2 separate regions of the Mus musculus genome follow, and region 2 is linked to region 1. The links are chromatin loops, found by intact Hi-C in ENCODE. Cell type or tissue: heart. All regions are shown on one strand. Each heading gives the region's core, and the rest is flanking DNA. Links, peaks and the distances in the headings are about the cores only. Region 1 has its middle 55 kb from the start of Gm39449. Region 2 has its middle 19 kb from the start of Gm31559.

What was found. A loop is a pair of places that touch in the nucleus more often than their neighbours do. Peaks named below come from ENCODE experiments on the same cell type or tissue, not always from the same donor. Only the 100,000 strongest peaks of a DNase experiment are listed, where the experiment ranks them.
Region 2: a loop joins it to region 1, with 10 times the contacts of the local background. A loop is called at or near these places in 4 of 42 quality-filtered maps.

The regions. Positions count from the first base shown.
Region 1 is chr9:116,465,847-116,474,187 of GRCm38, reverse strand. No RefSeq gene overlaps it. Among named protein-coding and RNA genes, the nearest start is that of Gm39449, 55 kb to the left of the region's middle. In heart, for the core only: a CTCF peak has its summit at 1,126 (motif pointing right); a DNase peak (open chromatin) is centred at 5,097.
Region 2 is chr9:116,407,693-116,416,033 of GRCm38, reverse strand. No RefSeq gene overlaps it. Among named protein-coding and RNA genes, the nearest start is that of Gm31559, 19 kb to the right of the region's middle. In heart, for the core only: no CTCF peak of the experiment used is centred there; DNase peaks (open chromatin) are centred at 4,703 and 7,713.

The DNA of each region.
Region 1 (8,341 bases), core at 256-8,255:
ACCAGGATTTGTTGGAAAGCTCACCTCTATAAGTTTTACCTGTAGTCTCCCATAAAGTGTGTGTGTGTGTGTGTGTGTGTGTGTGTGTGTGTGTAGAGAGAGAGAGAGAGAGAGAGAGAGAGAGAGAGAGAGAGAGAGAGAGAACTGTAATAGTACCTGGAGAGAAGAGAGTTCCTTTTAGAATGCTAACAAGGAAGTCCCACTAGGGTCCGCTCAACATTCCATGCACGAGAACTGCTGCATCAGCATCCCGGGCAGGCAGACCATGGCCAAGCACAGGGAACCCTCCTCTCCCGGTAGCCAGTGTGGCTCCAGTGAACATCGTTGTTCCCACTTTGGGACAATCTGACTTCTCAGCGGCACACACTCCTCTTTTCTCCCTTTCCTCTCTGGGGAGGTGAGTTCCTCCATGGCTCACAAGAGGAGCATAAAGTTGAAACTTAGTTTCGGTCCTTTGTTAACTGAGTGGCAGCATTTGCTTCCTTGGAGCAGACATCCCTACAAATGATGCTGATAAATATGACTGAGATAAAAATCATAGGATATTGGAGGAAGGTTTGATCTGTGTCTATGGACCCCCATCGCGACCCCCCACAAAAATCATTAAAAAGTAAATTGGTCCTAGGTCTGAGCCAGCCTCCAGAAGCCAGGGCTTTGCAACTGCTTATCCAATGCCTTTGAACTTGATGTGGGCAGCCATTAAACCAGCCACCAATCAGCAATACATAAAATCCAATTTTGTATTCCCTTAGTTTTCTCTCCTTTAGGATTGACAGTAATTAAGATGGATTATGCTAAATGGTGTGAGGCAGTTAGAAAACGCAGATTTCATTTAAGACATTTCATCTCTCAGGGAAGCTCCTGGAAGGCCACCGACCTGCTTTACCTTTGAAACAGTTTTAAATGAGAAGAACACATTTCTGAAATCTCCTTACTGAAGAAACTCATTTCTGGAATACAGAGTAGTTCACTTGTACCTGGTACTAGAAGTCTGGTTTTTTTGGTTGTTGTTGTTGTTTGTTTGTTTGTTAAATCAACCCCCCTTTTGCACATGGATGCTTCACCTGTATGCATTTATGCATACTACAGTGTGCCGAGGGCCTGGTGCCCAGAAGGCCAGAAGAGGGCGCCAGATCCCAGGAACTCGAGTCACAGATGGTTATGAGCTGCCATCTATCTGCAGGTGCTGGGAACCAAACCTGGGTCTTCTGCAAGACCGTCAGGTGTTCTTAACTGCTGAGCCATCTCTCCAGCCCTGAGGATCTGATTCTGGCTGGGAGAAAACATAACTAATGAAGTAGCTCAGGCTGATGTTTAAAGCACTTGCAGTCAGTGGATAAGGCAGGAAACCCTGGTGACAGCTATGAAGATGAAATGAGAGGGGGGAAAGGTAAAGAGCAATTGCCTGTTAGCCCAGGCAGTCACTATGTATCAAAGAGCAGATACATTTTATTGCACTGTGGGAGACAATAGAAAGTAGCACTGGGCATTCTAAAAAGATATCAATTTCACCTTTGCTTTCCATTCTTACTAGTAGTCATCCATAAAGAAATTCTATGGCCTACCTGTATCCAAAAATGGCCATAATAAGTTCCCACTCGAGAGAGACCCTGCTCTGTACCTAGAATGCAGAAAGGCTACACAGTAATCCTGGAGAAGATTCCAACACACAAACCATGCTGGAATTCCCTACTCTGGAGTTTAATACTGACTGTCACCCTGACAGGACCTTGAATCCCATGGGAGACAAATCTCTGGGCATGTCTGTGAGTCCATTTCTAAATTGAATTAATTGAGGTGAAAAGACTCATTCTAGAAGGATCTAAATGGCACCATCCCATGTCTGGGGTCTGTGTAAAAAGGTGAATGCCTGTTAGCACCAGCTTTCCCCTTCCTCTGCCCTCCATCTCTCTCCTCTTCCCCCTTCCCTTCCTCACTCTGTCTCTCTCCATCTCTCTGTCTCTGTCTCTCTGTCTCTTTATCTCTGTTCCTCTCTGTTTCTGTCTCTTTCTCTCTGTGTGTCTCTCTGTCTCTCTGTGTCTCTTTCTCTGTCTGTATCTGTTTCTCTCTCTCTCCCTCTCTCCCCTTGCTGACTATGGATACAATATCACCAGCTGCCTGCTGAGGGGTGACACTGCCTGCCTACAATAGGCTGGATCCTCGCACATCAGTCATTATCAAGAAAATGCCCCCCACAGACTTGCCTAAAGTCAGATCCAATGGAGGGAACTTTTGCAACTGAAGTTTCCCCTTCTCAGATGACCCTGGCTTCTGTCAAGTTGACCAAAAGTTCACCGCACACATATACCTTGTGAGAAAGAAGAAGACCATCTCAACAAGTTTCTGCTCCTGGCCCAAATCAGAAGCGACCCTACATCCACAAGGTGAGGGGGAGGGGCTGTAAGGAAATTGGGGTGGAGCGAACCACATGGTGGGATAAATTTGATAGTAATAACAAATTATCAGCAAACAGCAATATGAGTTGGGTTCAGGTCATTTAAGGAAAGGCGGGTGCAAAAGTGTGCATCTTGTCTGCCTCCTTACACAGGGCAAAATGGCGATGTCAGAGATGAACCCTGAGGCTGCCAGGGCCTGGGAAGGGGTGTGTGTGTGTGTGTGTGTGTGTGTGTGTGTGTGTGTGTGTGTGAGAGAGAGAGAGAGAGAGACAGAGACAGAGACAGAGACAGAGACAGAGGAGCTGTTGGAATGAGCAATCAAGGAAGCATTCTGTGTTGTGCTTGTGGTGTTGGCTACATGCTTATATTTTTTTCAGAATTCATAATATAGTATACTTAAAAAAGGTGAAAGACTTTCCCCCCAAATTACGGATTAATTGATTTTTTTTTAATGGAGCACAGAGCTGGAGAAATGGCTCAGCAGTTAAAGATGGTCGCTTTCGTGGCTCACAACCACATTTAGCTCCAGCTCCAGAGCAACTGATGGCCTCTGGACTCTGTGAGCATCTGCACATGTATGGTAAAGATACACACACACACACACACACACACATGCATATATGCACACACAATCATACATACATACATGCACATATGCACACACATGCACAGATATACACACATGCACACATGCATACATGCATATGCACACATGCATATATGCACACATGCACACACGCACACATGCATACAGACATGCATACAGACATGTTCACATTCACACACATGCATACAAACATACATGCATACATGTATGCATGCACACATGTATGCATGCACACATGTGCACACTTACATACATGCATACATGCTTGCATGCATACAAATACACATATACATATGCATACATGCATATGAACAACATGTATATGAACATACATGCACACACATAGATACATATATACGGGCACACACGCACACTCATAAAAATAAATATTTTAAAAAATAACACAATAAATCACTCTCAAACTGAGTGATTTTAAGTGTCCTACTGGACCAGACATGGCTGTGCATGGCTGTGGTGGTATTGCGTCTTACTGTTGGCCGGCAGGTCTGGGTTGATATACAAGGCTCTTGCTCCTTGTGCTGCAGCACCTTGGGGACACATTCTGATGAGGGTGACACAGGATGGCCAGTGTAACCTCAGCATTCCACTTCCAGTACTTTGTTCCCCTTTGTTCTCTGGAAATCCCTTTAACAAAGGGTGGTCGCAAAGGGTGGTCACATGACTCAGCTGAAGTGCTGGGTTATTACTCCAGCATCAAACGAGACTGGCTGCTATCCTCCCTTTCTGTTGCCATAATTAAATACCCTGACAAAGGCAACTCAAGAACAGGCTTATTTGGCTTTCAATTCCAGGCTGTATTTCATTGCTGTGGGAAATCAAGACAGGAATTTGAGGCAGCTAAATTCAATCAAGAGCAGAGAGGAACCTATGCATGCTTCAAGTGTTGAGCTTAGTTCCCCCACTTTTACAGATCCACGATCCCTAGCACAGGGAATAGTGCCACCCACAGTGGATTTCCTCTTCCTATATCAATTAATGTAATCAAAATAAACCATCACACACTTGGCCACAGGCTAACCTCATCTAGATAATTCATCCCCCTTTAAGAGTCTCTTCCCAGATGATGTTAGATTGTGTCAAGCTGACAATTAATACCAATCATGACAACTCTTTACTGCATTAAAAACTATGTGTATGCCTTTATTTTCTGAAGAAAAAAAAAAGAAGAAAAAGTTCACATTCCTACTTTTTAAAAATATTATTACCACAGCAGAATACTTGTTTAGAATTTAGACTAGAAATTCATACTTTCATTTTCTGAAAAGTAATGAAGTTTGGGCAAATTGAAACCTTTGATTCAGGTGGATGACTCTAAAATTTCGTGTGTGTGTGTGTGTGTGTGTGTGTGTGTGTGTGTGTGTGTGTGTGTGTGATGTGTGTGGTGTGTGTTCCCATGTACACATGAATGGAATGGTCCTGGAGGCCAGCAGTTAGATTCTCTGGAGCTGGCATTACAGGCAGTTGTGAATCACTTAACATGAGTGTTGGGAACCAAACTCAGGTCCTCTGCAAGAGCAGCCCGTGCTCTTAACCTCTGAACCAGCTCTCCAGACTCCTTGCTTCCTTTTTATACAGGAAACCAGGAAGCCTTGATGCGACTTGTGGAGCTTAACTATTATAACTGTCACCTTCCACGTGGGCGGAATGGTTTATTTTCCCTCTTAGTCTGCAGGATTTAAAATATTTCTAAACCTTTGCATATGTCTACCATATTAGATATGTGCTCTAATCACAAGATTATAAAATTCATTTTGATAATGGACAGAAATTGAGGAGTGTAGGAAAGGAAAAGGGCCAGGTGACAAGGGGCAGGATCTTTGTATGCCAACGATTTCCTTCAATCGACCTAAGCGAACTTAAACTGTGCAAATCTCTCTTTGCGCTGATTTCTTAATCTTGTTATAAGGCTAATCATGTCTCCCTCTACTTACTTTAAAAGATAATGGAGAAAGCATATGGAATAACAGTGCAGTTTTTGGACTCAGGAAGCTGGCAAGAAGCTCTGCTTTCACTAATTGAGCACACAGGTGTGGCTTCAGCCACTGAGGAAGTCTGTATTGTTCTAGAAGTGGGACAAAGCCTGCTTCTGATTCCTCAAAGCAGCTCCGCCTGCCAAACGCTGCCAGAGATTTGTGAGCAGAGGCAGGGCTCAATTGCAGCTCAGTCATGCTTCAAACCTGGGCAAAATGATGGCAGTTCTTCAGCCGCTGACAGTAGGGGAGTGAGCCGGCAGTCTCGGGCTGATTGTTAAGCGGAAAGCTCATCACAGTGCCAGCCAGATCTTGGGGGATTTTCTGTGTCAAAGCCAAGGTTGAAGCAAGTGCAAGGATAAAGGAGATTGACTGGTCATGGAGGGATAGCTCCTGGGGCAGGGAGACATTGAGAGGATGCGTGTGACAGTCCTTCCCTGAGACAGAAGCAAGGGAGTTTGGGGATGAATCATCACTTCTCCAGTGAACCCACACTCGACTCCCAACCCACAGAGGAACAGGGCAAATGTCACAGCTTTGTTGAATTATTTATCTCATCCTAAAAAACAATGGGAAGCCACTCGACTGGAAATTATTAATAATCTTTACAGACACACGAGCCATCCCAGAGGCCATGATCGATTTAATCAAAGATTTAGAAATGTGCCTGTTTCCAGGAAACTGTGTCAAGGCAAAACTCACTCCGAGCTGTGTGCTGAATGACATGTGGAGCTTCTCCTGAGGCATCTGCAGGTTGGGATGCCTGGCTCTAGATCTCATCAGGGAAGTGGCAGGGTCCTAAGTTCCCGCTCAGTAGAGAACCCTGAAATACAAGCTCGAACTCGGACCAGCCAGGCCGCATACCTGAAAAGAGACTGCGGTGGTCTGAATGACGATGGCCTCATATATTTAAATGTTTGGTCACCAGGGAATGGAAGTACTTGCTAATGTACCAGTGCCAGGCATGCAGCCATGTTTCTTGCCATGATGATAATGGACTAAGCCTCTGAAACTATAAGGCCCCAGCTGAATACTTTCAAAACAGTTACCTAAGCCATATTATCTCTTCATATCAATTGACAGAGACCATTGGGGGAAACTCACCAGAAAACCAGGATCATGCATCATGATACCAAGACAGAAATAATCACTGCAACACACCATGGATATTTTTATTCTTGATTTACATTATTGAAGATAGAATCCAGGCCCTCACATATGTCAAGCAAGAGTTCCACCACTAGCCTTCTTTTTATTTTGAATCAAGGGGTCTCTGGGCTAACTTCGAACTCTCTTCCTGTACTCCAGGCAGGCCTTGAACTTAGCATCCTTTTGCCTCAGACTCCTGGATAGCTGGGGTCACAAAGCTGTGCCACCAGGCCAGGCCTGAATGAAAAGTATTTTGTGTTGGTAGACATCAGGCTAGCTTAAGCAACTAGTGATGATGCCCTTCTGGCTTCTGGGTTCCCACTGACCTGCTGACTGAGCAAGGTTGGAGTAAGGATTCTTGTACAGAATGATTCCTGCATCGGTATGATAGCTTATCCAAGCGACATCCACAAAGTATCACTCTACACTGAGATGTTTTTAAAATGGATTATATGCATCTTGAAGTTAGTCAAGGGGACTTTGATTAATAGGTAATTATCTGGCATTAACTTGGTAATTGTAGGGCTTTGTATACCAAAGCAGAGTGAGTGCCTGTTTCATTACTGAGTTGAGTTAATTGGATAAATAACAGCCTTAACAAACAGAAATCCATCTATGGCACTGCCTTAATCTCCACTGTAACAAGGATCATCAGGAAATGATAGATTACCAGGGTCTCAAAAGGCTGAGGACTTCCTCACAAAGTGTCCCTTCCCAGAAGAGTTGGTGCTCTGACCCAACCTCATCTGCTGCCCAAGTCCATCTTCTTCTCAGGCACAATTCCTTCTCAGGGACACAGGAATGGAAGGCTGTGGCCTGTTGAGACACATATAAAATGTGATCTGGTAACAAGTCAGATCATGAGAATGGAGAGTAGAGGGTAAAGATAGGCAGGCATAATTTTAATGTTATAGGTAGTGGACAAAGCATCAAAGATCCTGCAGCGGATTCCTGTTTTAGAGAGTGGCTAGTAAAAGTTGAGAGAGAGAGAGAGAGAGAGAGAGAGAGAGAGAGAGAGAGAGAGAGAGAGAACGGGCAAAAATAAATGGCCAGAAGAATCTAAAAGGAGCAGGTTGGAGAAAAATCATTAAACCTAAAATGACTGAATATAGTGAATATATTGCTCCATAGAAGACTATGAGAAAGTGGTAAGAGTCTATCATTCAGAATGGCATGCCTGAGGTAATAAAAAAAAAAAAATATGGGCAAAAGCTTGTTGTATGTGTTCTAGGATAAAGGTCCTCAGCCTCTTGTCAAGATGACATTAAACATGTATTGGTGTCTCTCGGTCGAGGGTATGCATGTTTTCTATACTAATCCTAACCAGGTCCCCAGTTTTCACAGTTGTTTGAGGAGACACCCAAAGGGATACATACTTTCTGTCCAGGCTAGTTTTTATTTTCACCTTGACACAGTCAAGAGTCTCTTGGGAAGAGGGAGTCTCAACTGAGTGATTGGCTGAGTCAGACTGGCCTGTGGCCACACCCATGGGTGACTACTATCTTGCTTGTTAGGGGAGAGCTTGGCTTGCTGTCCGTGACACCATTCTCTGGACAGGTCGTCCTGCATTGTGTACAAATGTTAGCTGAGCAACCCTAGAAAACAAGGCAAGAAGCAATAGTATTCCAAGGTCCGTGACTCCAACGTCCTCCCTCGAGTTCCTGCTCCAACCTCCCCGAATCATGGTTTGAAAGTATAACAACAATGCGGAAGTATAAGTCGAATAAGTTATTTTCTCCCTCAAGTTGCTTCTGAGTATGGTGTTTATCACAGCAACAGAGAAGCAAACTAGAACACTGGTGTAGACTTTCCAAAGTTAAATTTTCAAATTGTTTTTTTTTTTTTTAACAACCAGCTCATTATAGTTGCTGAGCATATGCCACAGTTTTGTTTCAGCTTATTGATGAGGGAGCCAACTGCGTGATGAAACCAGTTTAGAGCTCTCAATGAACAGAACAAAGAAGCTAGCAAAGATGCCATGAGACGTATGTTGTATCCATTCATAAGATGGATGGACCTCTGTGCGTGCCTTCACAAGAGAAAATACGAGTTCAATGAAAAAAAAACAATGCTCAAGTGATATCTGTAACTTCAACCCGAGAAACAACCCAAAGTCCAGATCACAAGGAAACAGTCTCTGGTTTCATTTTCTATAATAGGATAAATCTTTTGAGATGTAATAGTGCATGTCTTTAATC
Region 2 (8,341 bases), core at 170-8,169, 58 kb after region 1:
AAGTAGGAACCTAGTGGCAGGCACTGAAGCAGAAACCACAGAGGAACGGTGTTTACTGGCTGGCTCCTTGTGACTTGCTCAGCCTGCTCTCAAATACAACTCAAGACCACAGGATCTGGGTGCACCACCCTCAGCCTGGTGGACACGCCCACATCAACCTTAATCAAAAAAATGCCAACAGACTAGCCTGAAGATCGGTCTACAGGGGTACCTTTTCACTCTAGGTTCTTTCTGGATGACCCTGGCTTGGGTCAAGATGACAAGACCCTAACAGGACACTGACCGTGTATACCTGAAGTGAGCAGTCTCACCAACCTCTCTCCAAGATTCATGGCCACATGCTAACTCTTTCCCACTTTTATTCTGTCATTATGTTGAATATGTCCACCCCACCCCCACCCCCAGGGATTACTGTCATATTGATCAAAAGGCAAAGCAAACAGTTATCTTTGAGATAAGCAATGCCAGGTTCCCTTCAGAAGAAACTCACTCTCTGAATATAGTCTCTGTTTGTGAAGACTTTACCACTGGAGGACACAGGAGAGAGATGCTGAGTGGACAACTTGTGCCTAGAAACACAGATAAGAGTTTAGAAGGGACACATGTGACATCATTTAAGACAGTTTTTGTCACTTATCAAGCACTTTAAATAAGAGGTGGAGAGAGGTTAGGAACATGTCTCGGAGGTACACTGAGCAAGTAGAAAAGGAATATGGACTCTAGTAAGCCTGGGTGGGGATTTCCAGCCTTTCCTCTGCCTAGAGTAAGCTGCACGGTCACTGAAATCAGGAAGAGAGAAAGCCACCCCCACTGCTGGCACTAGCATGGAATTCCTTTTCGTGAATGTGTCTCCTGTGTCCCTTAACAGCTTCTAAATGTCAACGAGGTTCATAGAAATTCAGGGTTCCTCCCCTCCCAATTGTCCTGAGAGTTACTTGGACTGGAGTTTGGGTCTTGACAATATTCCCCAGAAGATGCCCCAGAAGGGCTGAGGTAAAGAATGTCTGCTTTTATTTAGTATTGCATTTCTCAACCTGTGAGTTGTGACCCCTTGGGGGCTGAAAGACCTTTTCACAGGGTCACCTAAGATCATCAGAAAACACAGATATTTGTGTTAAGATTCACAACAGTAGCCAAATTACAGTTATAAAGTAGCCGTGAAAGTAATTTTGTGGTTGGGGTCACCACAACATGTGGAACTGTATTAAAGGGTCACAGTATTAGGAAGGTTGAGACCCTCCTGTAGAGCAAGGCAGAGGTCTTTTGCTATGTTTGTGCTCAGAGAATTTCATCTCCTCTGTATAGCAGAGGAGTTTCTAGGCTGATCTCAACGCTGAGTTATTCTAACCCAATTCACTAAAAAGCTGTGTTAAACCGCTATGTTATGTGTGTGAGTATTTTGTCTTCATATATGTATATGAGCCATGTGTGTGCCTGCTGCCATGGTGGTCAGAAGAGATACCCTGTGGCCAGAATTGCAGATGGCGGTGAGCAGCCAAGTAGGCGCTGGGAACTGAACCTGGGTCCTCTACAAAGGCAGCATATGCTCTTAACAGCTGAGCCGTCTCTTTGACCATACAGCATATTTGTGTAGTCATAGTCAGGTTTTTATTGTTATTTCTTTGCATCTTTATACCAACATAGCACTATGTGGTATATGAGAGCAGGCATTATGAATTGCCTTTTTTCTAAGTACAACTGATTACATGAAGAATCTGGGCCTTAAGTGACCTGCCCCAGGTCTTAAAAGAAGTCTGTGATAGAGGGACTGAGATATCCCAGTAAGTAAAGAACTGGACTTACAATGAGGACTCCTGTTTGAACCTACAAACCCACATAAAAAGGAAGACCCACATGATGAAACCCCCCCCCCCATGATGGAACCCTATAATCCCAGCCCTGGAGACATAAAGACAGGAGAATGTCTGGGTCTCACTGGCCAGCCTATCTAACCTCCTCATCAAGTTCATGCTAGTCAGTCCCTGTCTCAACAACAAGGTGGACTGTTTCTGATCGTGAGCCCTCCGGTCCTTACAGAGCAGCAAGAGATGGAATGTGGAAGCCAAGAGTCTGAGGTGCTCAGGACAGAGCAAACGTACAGAGCTTCATTTTAAGCTGAAACACAAGGGACGGAGCCAAACTCACACCCACTGCACTAAGGTTGCCTTCAGAGTTGACTCCGTTCACAGAGTATTTAAGGAGAAGTGAACAAAACTTTCCTCGGAGACGTGGAGACAGAGCAGGTCTCTTTGGTGTGGCTTGATAAAGCATAGCCCTTCCATGGCAAGGTAAAGCAGGGCTTTTTCCTGCTGGGAAGTATAGGTAGGGAGTAAGAGCTATGAGGCAGGAAGTGGGGGTCCAAATTAAATTGAAACTCATGTGGCTCTGGAAATTTCTAGAAATTTGTTTGAAAAGGGTGTCCAACTTATATGTACTTCTGAAAACTTAGGGAAAAGGGGAGGGACATAAAACAGCCAAACCTCAGTCAGAGACATGAAGAGAAGACCCCCATATAAAAGTCGTGTTCGCTTCTTGTTCTTAAGCCAGATTCTGGCAAAGGATTTGAGCCTGGAGAATTCATGGGTGAGTCTATTTTTCTGGCATAGAGACAGCACATGTAAGTGTCTATTGTTTGCCTTTATTAAACATGTAGACTGGAAGGACAGTGTGATGGGGTGTACCCATAACCAACCCCAGAACTGGGGAGGCTGAGGCAGGCAGAGGCAGCGAGCCAAAGGCCAGTCTGGGCCACACAGTGAGCTACAGGCCGAACTCAGACGCACCGTGAGCAACCTCAGACACACAGTGAGACTTTGTCTCAAAAGTGACAATAGTTGCATTGTAACAATCATTAACAAGATTGAGCATTGGGCTTGAAGAATTAGATCCCCTGGGGGTCTGCTTATGGACATAGATAATGAAACACAGCATTAAATACTTTTATGGGAAACGACAATAAAGTATGGCATTACATGTAATGAGGGGGATATATGATAAAGGTGGCATTAAAGATACTCTGAAGTAAAGCATGCCTGTCACTCATTATCAAATGCCGGCCCACCCGGGTCACAGGCGTAGCAGCTAATGCTTGGTATTTGCTGTCTCAACAATCCAAAATCCTACCAAACGTTTCAAGTTTATTCCACTCAGAGCTAGGTGACATCTACAAATAGAGAGAAGCTGGGCTTGGTGTCTCAGGCTTGTAATTCCTAATACTCTGGTAGTTAGGGTAGGAGGATTCAAGGCCTGTCTGAGCAGCAAAATGAGTTCAAGGCCAGCCTACGCAATGTGAGATACACGAGGCAGAGGCAAGGACCCCTAGGGCAAGGTCCTTAGCTAGACTTGCTCAATCTATAAGCTCCAGGTCCCTGCCCCAGAAAATAAAGTAGAGTGCAACTGAGAAAAACAACTGATGTCAACTTCAGGTTTACACACACATACATGCACACACATGCACATATATACATACAACATGCAAAAATAAGAAAGGTCGGCCCTGCTTTGTAGCCCTGCCTGGCCTCAAACTCACAATCCTCCTGAGTGTTGAGATGATAGGTTGACCACCACACCGGGTCAGACTTTTCATTCGTAGGGACATGGGGAGATGAGGAGCGGTTCACATGAAGGGAGCAGCATGAGCACACGGGTATCAGACTCCAGGGTTAGCTGTCATCTGGGTTAACCGGACTTAGACCATGGGTGCAATGAAGAGAGTGGCCAGAGCAGGCGGGGAACCGGATGTCCTGAGAAGGAAGGAACTCAAACCACTGATCTCAGGAGACCCTGAGCAATACCATCGGGATATTGGTAGGACCAGAGCTCAGCATATAGAGGCATCTGGGCCCATGTGGAGTAGGGCAGGGCATGGTGCCACTGAGGCTGTGACAACGGAAATCTGTCTCTCGACTGCACCTGGACTGAAGGAGTATGGTGGGTGGCTGTGCATGTGTGGGGTTTTGTTAGCATGTCACACAGCTAGAAGTGTCTGGGAGGAAGGAATTTCAGTTGAGGAACTACCTCCATCAGACTGGCCTGAGGCAGTGTGATGCCTCCATCAGACTAGCCTGAGGCCATGCGGTGAGCATTAATGATGGATGTGTGAGGACCACTATGGGTGGTGTCACTACTGGGCTGGTGGCTTTCTAAGAAAGCAAGGCGAACAAGCCGTGAGAACAAGCCAACCAACAGCATTCCTCCATGTTTCCTGCCTCTGCTCCTGCCTCACTTCCTGCCCTGACAGTTTTTTAGTGATGGTCAGTGATTTGGACATGTCAGCCAAACAAATCCATCCCTCCCCAAGTTGCTGTGCTCAGTGTTTTGGCACAGCAACAGGAAATTAAACTAGGATAATAATACCTTTCAATTCTCATCTGTTACATCTCTAGCTTTCTCTTGTTGCCACTTGTGGATCTGCGTCCTGTTTTGTGGTCCAGGTGAGTTGTTTTCATCTGAGACAAGGTGAGTTGAGGAAGAATTGGAGGAGCCACCAAAAGAAACAAGATGTCCGGGGAGTAACCAGAGGAGTGGCTATGTTTCTTTCAGTGCCGCCGTGTTTCTTTCAAAAGGACTGCAGGCAGGGAGGCCTGGCTGTGAATTCGACCAAGAGGGTGTGTTGGATCGGCCAGATGTTTCCCAAAGTGCTTTGGGAAAGTAAAGCCCTAGGGGAGGGCTTAGGAAAGGCCACCTGGGACCACTAACTGTGACAATGACTTATTGGCTTGATAATCATCTTCCAGTTGCACAGATGTTTCCATGGATAGGAAATGTAAAGGCCGTGTGCCTAATCAGGCCACCGTGAGCTAGGCTGGAAATAGCATGCACAGTGCTGTTGAGAGCCTCTATTGTGGTCTCCAGCTTCCCTAAGGGACAGCTGCCAACATAGCCATTCCCTGGGACTCTCGTGCCTCTGCATTAAACCCCTACAGCCTTGTATTCTTTTTTTACTTAAATATTTATTTATTTCTATGTTATGTGTGTGAGTGTCTTGCCTACAGGTGTATACATTCACCACATGCAGGCAGTGCCTGGAGAGGCCAGAGGAGTCTTGAACCCCTGGAGACAGAGACCCAGGTGGCTTTGAGCTGCCAAGTGGATGCTTGGAATTGAACCTAGGTCCACTGCAAGAGAAGCCAGTGCTCTTAACCACTGTTTGATCTCTCCAGACCCTAGACAGTTTTTATTCTTGTTGAAATCCCACACCAGGGAAACCCATCAGGCCATGCGATGACAAGAGGGTTGCGATGAAACTTGCACTGATTGTTTGAGCTAGAAGAGAAGCCTTGTGCTTTCAAGCTTGGTGGGGACATGGTGGCTTTTATGCTGATGATGTCATCGCATGCATAGAGCCGGCTTGGCAAGCAAAATGACACCACCTCCAAATGTCACGGCCAGTCAAATCAACCTTGACAAATCTCATCAGCATCTTAGTCTAGAGTGACCAGAGAAAACACGGAATATCAAATAAATATTCAGAAAGCCATGAGAACATACACTAGCAAGTCTTATAACCTCAGGACTGAGTATGGCCGGCTGGCTATTCAGGAGAGTCCGTGATCACTTATGAGCACAGACAGGTAAATTCTCAAGCACTACTCAATGCCTTCCAACCCTTTACTCTTTAAATAAAATTCCCATTTACTCTTTTAGTCAAATTCCCAGGTGATCACTCTCCAACCAACCTGAGAGTAACTGTCTCCCCAGAATCTATATGCTACATATTGCTCATTAAGCCATCCAAAACCTAGGAGGCAGGAGATGGTGGAAAAGATAGCTTTACTGAAGTCTATTCCTGTGAGAAATGGATAAGACTTTTGTGTTTCAAATATCCATATTGGGCGGGACTCAAGGCATGAGGGGTTTGATGGGACACTAATAGATTGTGATATCACTAATATAGTGATATTGGCTACTGTGGAGAGATTGTCCTCTGGACATAACACAGTTGCTACCTTCTTGAAATGTCAGCCACTGTGGTTACCCACATCAGACTCATGCAAGATTGGGACCACTAAGGATTTACAATGGAGGTGGAGAAGGAGGGCTGTACAAGGCTGTGCCCTTCACCCAAAGATTTACAGACAGTTAACAGTTGCTTTGGGAAAAAAACGTTTCTTCATGAATACATTACCCTATAAGTTGTACATACTCATGTCAGTAATTTAGTTAAACTCATTGAATGTGGCTAGTCAGGTAAGTCAGGGGTAAAAGAACACTTGTGCATTTCCAGAGGACCTGGGATCAGGTCCTGGGTCAGACTGCTCACGGCTGCCTGTAACTCCAGTTCTAGGCTTTCTATCACCCTCTTCTGGTCTCCATGGGTAACTGCACACACACACACACACACACACACACACACACACACACACACACACAAACACAAACACACACAGAGAGAGAGAGAGAGAGGGAGAGGGAGAGGGAGGGGGAGAGAGGGAGAGAGGGAGAGGGGAGAGGGAGGAGGGGGAGGGGGGAGGGGGGAGGGGGGAGAGGCAGGCAGCGGTTCACCAGACCTCATTTTGGTAGACTCATTTGCTCCCTTCTAAGGTGGATGTTCTATGAATATCGAGTAGATATTTGCTCACATCTCTTTGGGGAGAGCTCACATAAAGGCTGGGGGTGTCAAGAGAAAGGAAGGCAAGACATGGACATATATATACACATGCTTCTATGTGCATATGTTCAGGGCTTAAGTGACAGGATCATGAGGCACCGCTTAGAATCTTATAACTTTTTAACATTTATTTTATGTGCATTGGTGCAAAGGGTCAGATCCTCTGGAATGGAGTTACAGACAGTTGTAAGCTGCAATGCTGTGTTTGAATTGAAGCTGGTACCTCTGGAAGAACAGCCAGTGCTCTTAACTGCTGAGCCATCTCTCCCCCAGAAATCCAACATTTTTTTTAAAGTAGTCTAAGTATCCTTGTGACATAAAAATATCTCTGACAAAGTCATAACAACACTAGTACTATCAGTACTATATTTGTCTACCTAAATCCAAAACTTCAGAAACTACCCCTTATCAGTCAGAGCTTAGTAAAACTCAGATATGATTTTCTTGGCAACCAAATTAGCAAATGTAGCTTAATTCTTTGCAGAAGCCTTATGGCGAGAGGATGTGTTCTGATTGGTTCCTGAGGCGGGCAGCTGATGAGCTGTGTATGTGGCAAACTAGGATCTGTTGTCCTGTATTGGAAAGGTGAGGGAACGCCATCCTTTCTCCTCAAGTACAAGCTAAGAAGCAGAGGAGGGCTCATGTCCTTCTTCCTACCTGCACTGGTTAGTTTTAACTGATGCCATTTAGAACCACCTGAAAGAGAGTTTTAAAGAATTATCTTTATAAGTTTGGCCCATGGGTTGTCTTTGTTTTTAATTGATGTAGAAAAATCTAGCCCACTGTGGGTGGTACCATCCCCTAGTAAGGGGTCCTGAACTACAATTATATAGTTCAGGGGAACTATAGAAACTATAGAAAGAGGAGAAAACTAGACAAAAGCTTACATGTATGTATTCCTCTCTGCTTTTGACCATGGATGTGAAGTGAGCAGCTTTTTCTGAATCCCTGCCTTCCTCTCAGTGGTGGACTATCACCTGGAATTGTAGCCCATATGAACCGTCCTTACCCTAAGCTGCTTTCTGTTAGGCTATCTTATCACAACAACAGAAATGAAACTAGAACACACTGCTCTTTGCAGAGTCCACCCCTACCCTTTGTGGGAACTCAGTGTTCTGGCAGGCTATGCTGGATAGAAACTCTACAAAGCCTTGGTGTATTCGGTGCTCTGGTACATTGATTCATGTCACAGGGATATTTAGAGAAAAGGTTTTGTTTGTGGCTTCCTCTGTTTAACCTTTATTTACTTAAACCTTTAAAAATCCCATTTTGACCTTGTATCCCAACTCAATTAATGGTGCCACTTGAACAAGGAGAAATAAAAGCAGACAAAAATAGGTCATTTGTGCTTTAAAATTATCACGTACCAGAGTCCAATAATAGCCTCTTGAAGGAGCAAAGCAACTTGACAGATGCCAAATAGTTCACGCTCTTCATTGGTTTTAAATTTTTTTTAAAAAAGCAAAATAAACAAAACCAGACTTGGCATGTATTAAGACTACAATAAGCATTTAATGAATAAATCAAAGTTCAGAAGAAGTCAACGTGACAGTCTCTGGTAGCCATTGCTTATTTTAGTGACAGCTACACCCAATATTTGTCATATAGGAAGGAATTCATTAGGATAAGTGAATTGAATTTAACACTCAAAGCTGCTTTAAATTGCAAGGTTCAATAACTTTAATAAAAATGGATAAACCCGGGAGCCAGGAAGGATGCGATGCTATGTTC